2 separate regions of the Homo sapiens genome follow, and region 2 is linked to region 1. Evidence: read pairs that join two places in POLR2A ChIA-PET (ENCODE). Cell type or tissue: Caco-2. All regions are shown on one strand. Links, peaks and the distances in the headings refer to the core of each region. The heading gives the core; the rest is flanking DNA.

The links. ChIA-PET counts read pairs that join two places held together with the same protein. Peaks named below come from ENCODE experiments on the same cell type or tissue, not always from the same donor. Only the 100,000 strongest peaks of a DNase experiment are listed, where the experiment ranks them.
Region 2: POLR2A ChIA-PET joins it to region 1 with 10 read pairs; 6 of 35 experiments call an interaction of 5 or more read pairs at or near these places.

What each region holds. Positions count from the first base shown.
Region 1 is chr17:44,525,200-44,528,113 of GRCh38, reverse strand. No RefSeq gene overlaps it. Among named protein-coding and RNA genes, the nearest start is that of GPATCH8, 23 kb to the right of the region's middle. In Caco-2, for the core only: no CTCF peak of the experiment used is centred there; no DNase peak of the experiment used is centred there.
Region 2 is chr17:44,653,568-44,656,481 of GRCh38, reverse strand. MEIOC (meiosis specific with coiled-coil domain) reads right to left here and starts at 14. Exons shown (of 8, transcript NM_001145080.3): 1 at 1-14. RefSeq lists a silencer at 1-210. In Caco-2, for the core only: no CTCF peak of the experiment used is centred there; no DNase peak of the experiment used is centred there.

The sequences.
Region 1 (2,914 bases), core at 149-2,648:
GTGCTAAACCCCTCATTGCCCCGGGCCGGCAGGGCCGGCAGGGCCGGCCGGCTGCTCCGAGTGCAGGGCCCACCAAGCCCACGCCCACCCGGACATCCAGCTGGCCTGCAAGCACGGCACCCAGCCCCGGTTCCCGCTCGCGCCTCTCCCTCCACACCTCCCTGCAAGCTGAGGGAACTGGCTCTGGCCTTGGCCAGCCCAGAAAGGGGCTCCCACAGTGCAGCGGTGGGCTGAAGGGCTCCTCAAGTGCCGCCAAAGTGGGAGCCCAGGCAGAGGAGGCGCCGAGAGCAAGCGAGGGCTGTGAGGACGGCCAGCACGCTGTCACCTCTCACCAGCTACTTGGGAGGCTGATGCAGTAGAATTGCTTGAACCCAGAGGCAGAGCTTGCATTGAGCTGAGATCACACCACTGTACTCCAGCCTGGGCAACAGAGCAAGACTCCATCTCAAAATAATAATAATAATAATAATAATAATAATAATAATATTCACCATTTGAAGTGTACGATTCAGTGGCTTTTAGTATATTGACAAGGTTGTACAACCATTACCACTATCTAATTCCGTAACATTTTTATCACTCTCAAAAGAAATCCTGTACCTATTATTTGCCATTCCTCCCTCCTCCCCCCCTCTCTGGCAACCACAAGTGTACCTTCTGTTTCTGTGGATTTGCCTACTCTGGACATTTCACATAAATGGAACATGTAATATGTGGCCTTTTGTGTCTGGATTCTTTCACTTAATATAATGTTTTCAAAGTCCATCCATGTCATAACATGTATCAACACTTCATTCCTCTTTATGGCTGTATAATATTCCGTTGTATGGATATACCACATTTTGTTTATCCATTCATCTGTTGATGGACATTGAGTTGCTTCCACTTTTTGGCTATTATGAATCATACTGCCATGAACATTTGTGTACAAATCCTCATCCCTTCTTGCATCTCAGACCTTCCATCTGGGATCCCTTTCCTTCTGCCTGAATTGCATCCTTTAGAATTTTTTTCATGAGGCACTTCAGTGAGGCTGATAGCAAACTGTTTTAGTTTTTACTTGTTTGAAAATTCAGTCTTGGCTGGGTGTGGTGGCTCACACCTGTAATAACAGCACTTTGGGAGGCCGAGGCAGGTGGATCACCTGAGGGTCAGGAGTTCGAGACCAGACTGATCAACATGGTGAAACTCCGTCTCTACAAAAATTAGCTGGGCGTGGTGGTGGGTGCCTGTAATCCCAGCTACTTGGGAGGCTGGGGCAGGAGTAGGCTGCCCCACTTGAACCCGGGAGGCAGAGGTTACGGTGAGCTGAGATCATGTCATTGCACTCCAGCTTGGGTGACAGAGAAAGACTCCATCTCAAAATAAAAAAGAAAGAAAGAAAAGAAAAGAACATTTACTCTTGAATTCTAGGTTGGAAGTTATTTTCTTTCAGTATGTTCAAGATATCATTCTACTGGCTTATGGCTTCCATTATTGCTGTTGTTGAGAAGGCTGCTCTTAAGATTTTCTTTCTATATTCAGGCCAGGCGCAGTGGCTCATGCCACCTAGCACTTTGGGAGGCCATGGTGGGTAGATCACTCGAGGTCAGGAGTCAAGACCAGCCTGGCCAACACAGTGAAACCCCGTGACTACTAAAAATACAAAAATTAGCTGGATGTGGTGGTGGGCACCTGTAATCCCAGCTACTCGGGATGCTGAGGCAGGAGAATCTCTTGAACCTGAAGGCAGAGGTTGCAGTGAGCTGAGATCATGAGCTGAGATCACGCCACTGCACTCCAACCTGGGTGATGGAGTGAGACTTTCTCTCAAAATAAAATTTTTTTTCTTTCTGTATTCAGAATTCTGACATTTCATTGTGATGTATCTGCATGTAGATTCTATTTTATTTATCCTGCTTAGAATTCTTCACGCTTCCAGAACTTGTGGATTGATGCTCCATCAGAATTGGGAAATTCTCAGCCATTATCTTTTCAAATCTTCACCTTGCCACATTCTCTTGTTCTTTCCTTTAAAAAAAAAGTATTTTAAATAAAATAAAATGGGGTCTTGCTGTTTTGCCCAGGCTGGGTTCAAAATCCTGGCTCAAGCAATACTCACATAGTGGGATGAAAGGTATGCATGCACCACCATGCCTGGCTTCTTTTTTTTTTTTTCCTTCTAGAATTCTGATTAAACGATATTAGATTCTTTCATTGTATCCTCCATGTGTCTCAAACTCTTCTTTTTGTCCCTTTTCTGCATTCTGGGTAATTTCTTCTGCTCTGTCTTCCAATGCCTCTCTGGGATCCCACTTTCCTTTAAGTTTTGGCCTGGAAATTCATCTCTCTTGTCAAATATCTGTAATATTGCTAAGGATTTTTTTTTTTTAATTGATCATTCTTGGGTGTTTCTCGCAGAGGGGGATTTGGCAGGGTCACAGGACAATAGTGGAGGGAACGTCAGCAGAAAAACAAGTGAACAAAGGTCTCTGGTTTTCCTAGGCAGAGGACCCTGCGGCCTTCCACAGTGTTTGTGTCCCTGGGTACTTGAGATTAGGGAGTGGTGATGACTCTTAAGGAGCATGCTGCCTTCAAGCATCTGTTTAACAAAGCACATCTTGCACCGCCCTTAATCCATTCAACCCTGAGTGGATACAGCACATGTTTCAGAGAGCACAGGGTTGGGGGTAAGGTCACAGATCAACAGGATCCCAAGGCAGAAGAATTTTTCTTAGTACAGAACAAAATGAAAAGTCTCCCATGTCTACCTCTTTCTACACAGACACAGCAACCACCCGATTTCTCAGTCTTTTCCCCACCTTTCCCCTTTCTATTCCACAAAACTGCCATTGTCATCATGGCCCGTTCTCAATGAGCTGTTGGGTACACCTCCCGGACGGGGTGGTGGCCGGGCAGAGGGACTCCTCACTTC
Region 2 (2,914 bases), core at 123-2,622, 130 kb before region 1:
CCTGGAGCCAGTGTGCGGGTAAGGGAAGTCCGAGCGGGGAGGGAGGGGCGGGGGCAGAGGCCGTTACCTGGCCTGCCTGGGGCTCGCGGCTCGGCACGCGACACGGCACAGGCGCGCCCCGCCCCGCTGTGAGGCCCGCCCCTCCCGTTTCGCAGCCCGCCATTGGTCCGATGCCCATCCAATGGGCGACCACTCCAGGCTCCGTTACCCCCCAGAGACAAGGAGAGGAAGGGGCGGTTAGCGGACCACGCTCTCTCGCCGCTTCTGAGCTTTTCCCGCTCAAAGTAAATGTGTTCGGGATTGGCCCGGACTGGCAGGCACCGGCCCGATGATTTGCTGATAGGGCAGCGGAGAGGCCGGTCGTGGAAGGTTGAAAGAGCTAAAGAGCGCAGCCCTACCGGGTGGGAGAGGTGTTGGAGGCACTTGGAAGATTTGAGAAGTCGCTCAGCAACTGGCTTATCCTCCAAAACCTAGCTGTTGCGCACATTTCATTTGTCCGACATTTCATATTTGTTCCTTAGTCCCTCCCGTAGCTTCAGAATCCGTTGGAGCTGCCCAGAGACTGATATATCTTGTACCGGTTTGGGGAGGGCGAGGAGCAACTTGTGGATTGGGTGTTGCTGGGAGACCCCTTTTTGAGGGAGAGCTGCCCTGTGTCCTAAGCCCGGGCTTTCAGTCCGGGTTAAGGCATTTAAGTGTTAATGTGACTTTTGAACAAAGTTCGCTGTGACCTTTTTGTTCGTTTTTGTTTGTCTGTGTAAAACAGGGTCTTGCTCTGTCGCCCAGGCTGGAGTGCAGTGGCGCTATCATAGCTCGTTGCAGCCTTGAACTCCCGGGTTCAAGCGACCCTCCCGCCTCAGCCTCCCGAGTAGCTGGGGCTGCAGGCACGCGGCGCCACCACTCCTGGCTAATTTTTTAATTTTTTTGTAAAGCTGAAGGGCGGGGGGGTTGGGTCTCCTTATGTTGCCCAGGCTGGTCTCAAACTCCTGGTCTCGAGCGATCCTCCCGCCTCAGCCTCCCGAGTAGTTGGGGCTACAGGCGCGTGCCACCACTCCCAGCTAATTTTTTTTTTTTTTTTTTTTTTGGTGAGATGGAGTCTCACTGTCGCCAGGCTAGAGTGCGGTGGCGCAAAGGCTCACTGCAACCTCCGCCTCCCGGGTTCAAGCGATTCTCCCGCCTCAGCCTCCCGAGTAGCTAGGACTACAGGCCCACGCCACCACGCCCCGCTAATTTTTGTATTTTTAGTAGAGACGGGAATTTCACCATGTTGTCCAGGATGGTCTCGATCTCTTGACCTCGTGATCCGCCCGCCTCGGCCTCCCAAAATTCTGGGATTACAGGCGTGAGCCACGGCGCCTGGCCCTAGCTAATTTTTTAATTTTTTTGTAGAGCTGGGGTTGGAGGTGGGGATGGGGGTAGGGGGTTGGATCTCCTTATGTTGCTCAGGCTGGTCTTGAACTGAACTCTTGGCCTGAAGTGATCCTCCGCCTCGGCCTCCCAAAGTGTGGGATTACAGGTGAGAGCTTACATAAACAAGCCATTCCAGGCACCCAACAAACCATTCACATAGCAGTCAGATTGGGGATGTGATGGTCTCAGAGAAATGCTAGTTTTTGTCCCTAGACACTGCTAAAAAATCAGATAGTTGAAATATAAAAGAAGTAAACACAGTAAGCACCTTTAGGCTGTTTTTATATTTAAAATCAAAACTTGAGAAATGAGCACTTAAGTGGAAGATACTGTTTTAACTCAGACACGAATGGAAGTAGGAGGATGAGTTTTATTGACCCATATTGTCCTGATAGTTACTTCAGGTCTCTACTCAGCTTTGAGTTCAGAAAGCTCACCAAGGCTGGGCGCAGTGGCTTGTGCCTGTAATCCCAGCACTTTGGGAGGCCGAGGCAGGAGGATTGCTTGAGCCCAGGAGTTGCCCAGCCAGGGCAACATAAGGAGACTTCGTCTCTACAAAAAAATTAACAATTAGTTGGGTGTGGTGGTGTGTGCCTGTAGTCCCAGGTACCTGCACTTGGGAGGCTGAGATGGGAGGATCGCCTGAGCTGGAGAGTTGGAGGATGCAGTGAGCCATAATCACTCCATCACACTCCAGCCTGGGCAACAGAGCAAGACCCTGTTTCAAAAAAAAAAAAAAAAAAAAAGGAAGAAAGAAAAGAAAAAAAGCTGCTGGACTCACACCTGTAATCCCAGCATTTAGGGAAGCAAAGGCAGGAGGATAGATTGAGCCCAGGAGTTTGAGATTTGCCTGGGGAATATAGTGCTCCACAAAAAGGAAAAACAAAATGTGCATGCACACACACACACACACACACAAACACACACACACGCACACACACTTAAAAAAAGCTGACCAGGTGGTGTGGCTCTAACAGTTACATTTCTCTGCCTCAGCCTTAAAGTTGCTGGTGTAGGGCTCATTGCATTGAGGACTACTGGCTTTTTCCCCCTCTCCTATACTCCCTAGAAGCATTTTGAAAAGCTATGAATCCCCTTATGTATTTTTATAGTAAAATATACATAAGATTTGTCGTTTTTAAGTGTTTGGTTAAGTGGCATTAAGCACATTCATAATGTTGTGTAACCATGACCGCTCTACAGTTTCAGAACTTCATTAATCACAAACAGAAACTCTGCAGCATCCCATAAATAATTATTCCCCATGCCCCCTTCTCCCAGTTCTGGCAACCACCATTCTACTTTCTATCTCTATGAATTTGACTACTCTAGGTACCATATATAAGTGGAATCATACAATATTTATCCTTTTGTGCCTGGCTTATTTTACTAAGGTAAAATAAACCTTGTCATCAAGGTTCCTTCATGTTATAGCATATACCTGAATGTCATTCCTTTTTATGGCTGACTAAGGTTCCATTGTATGGATATACCACATTTTGTT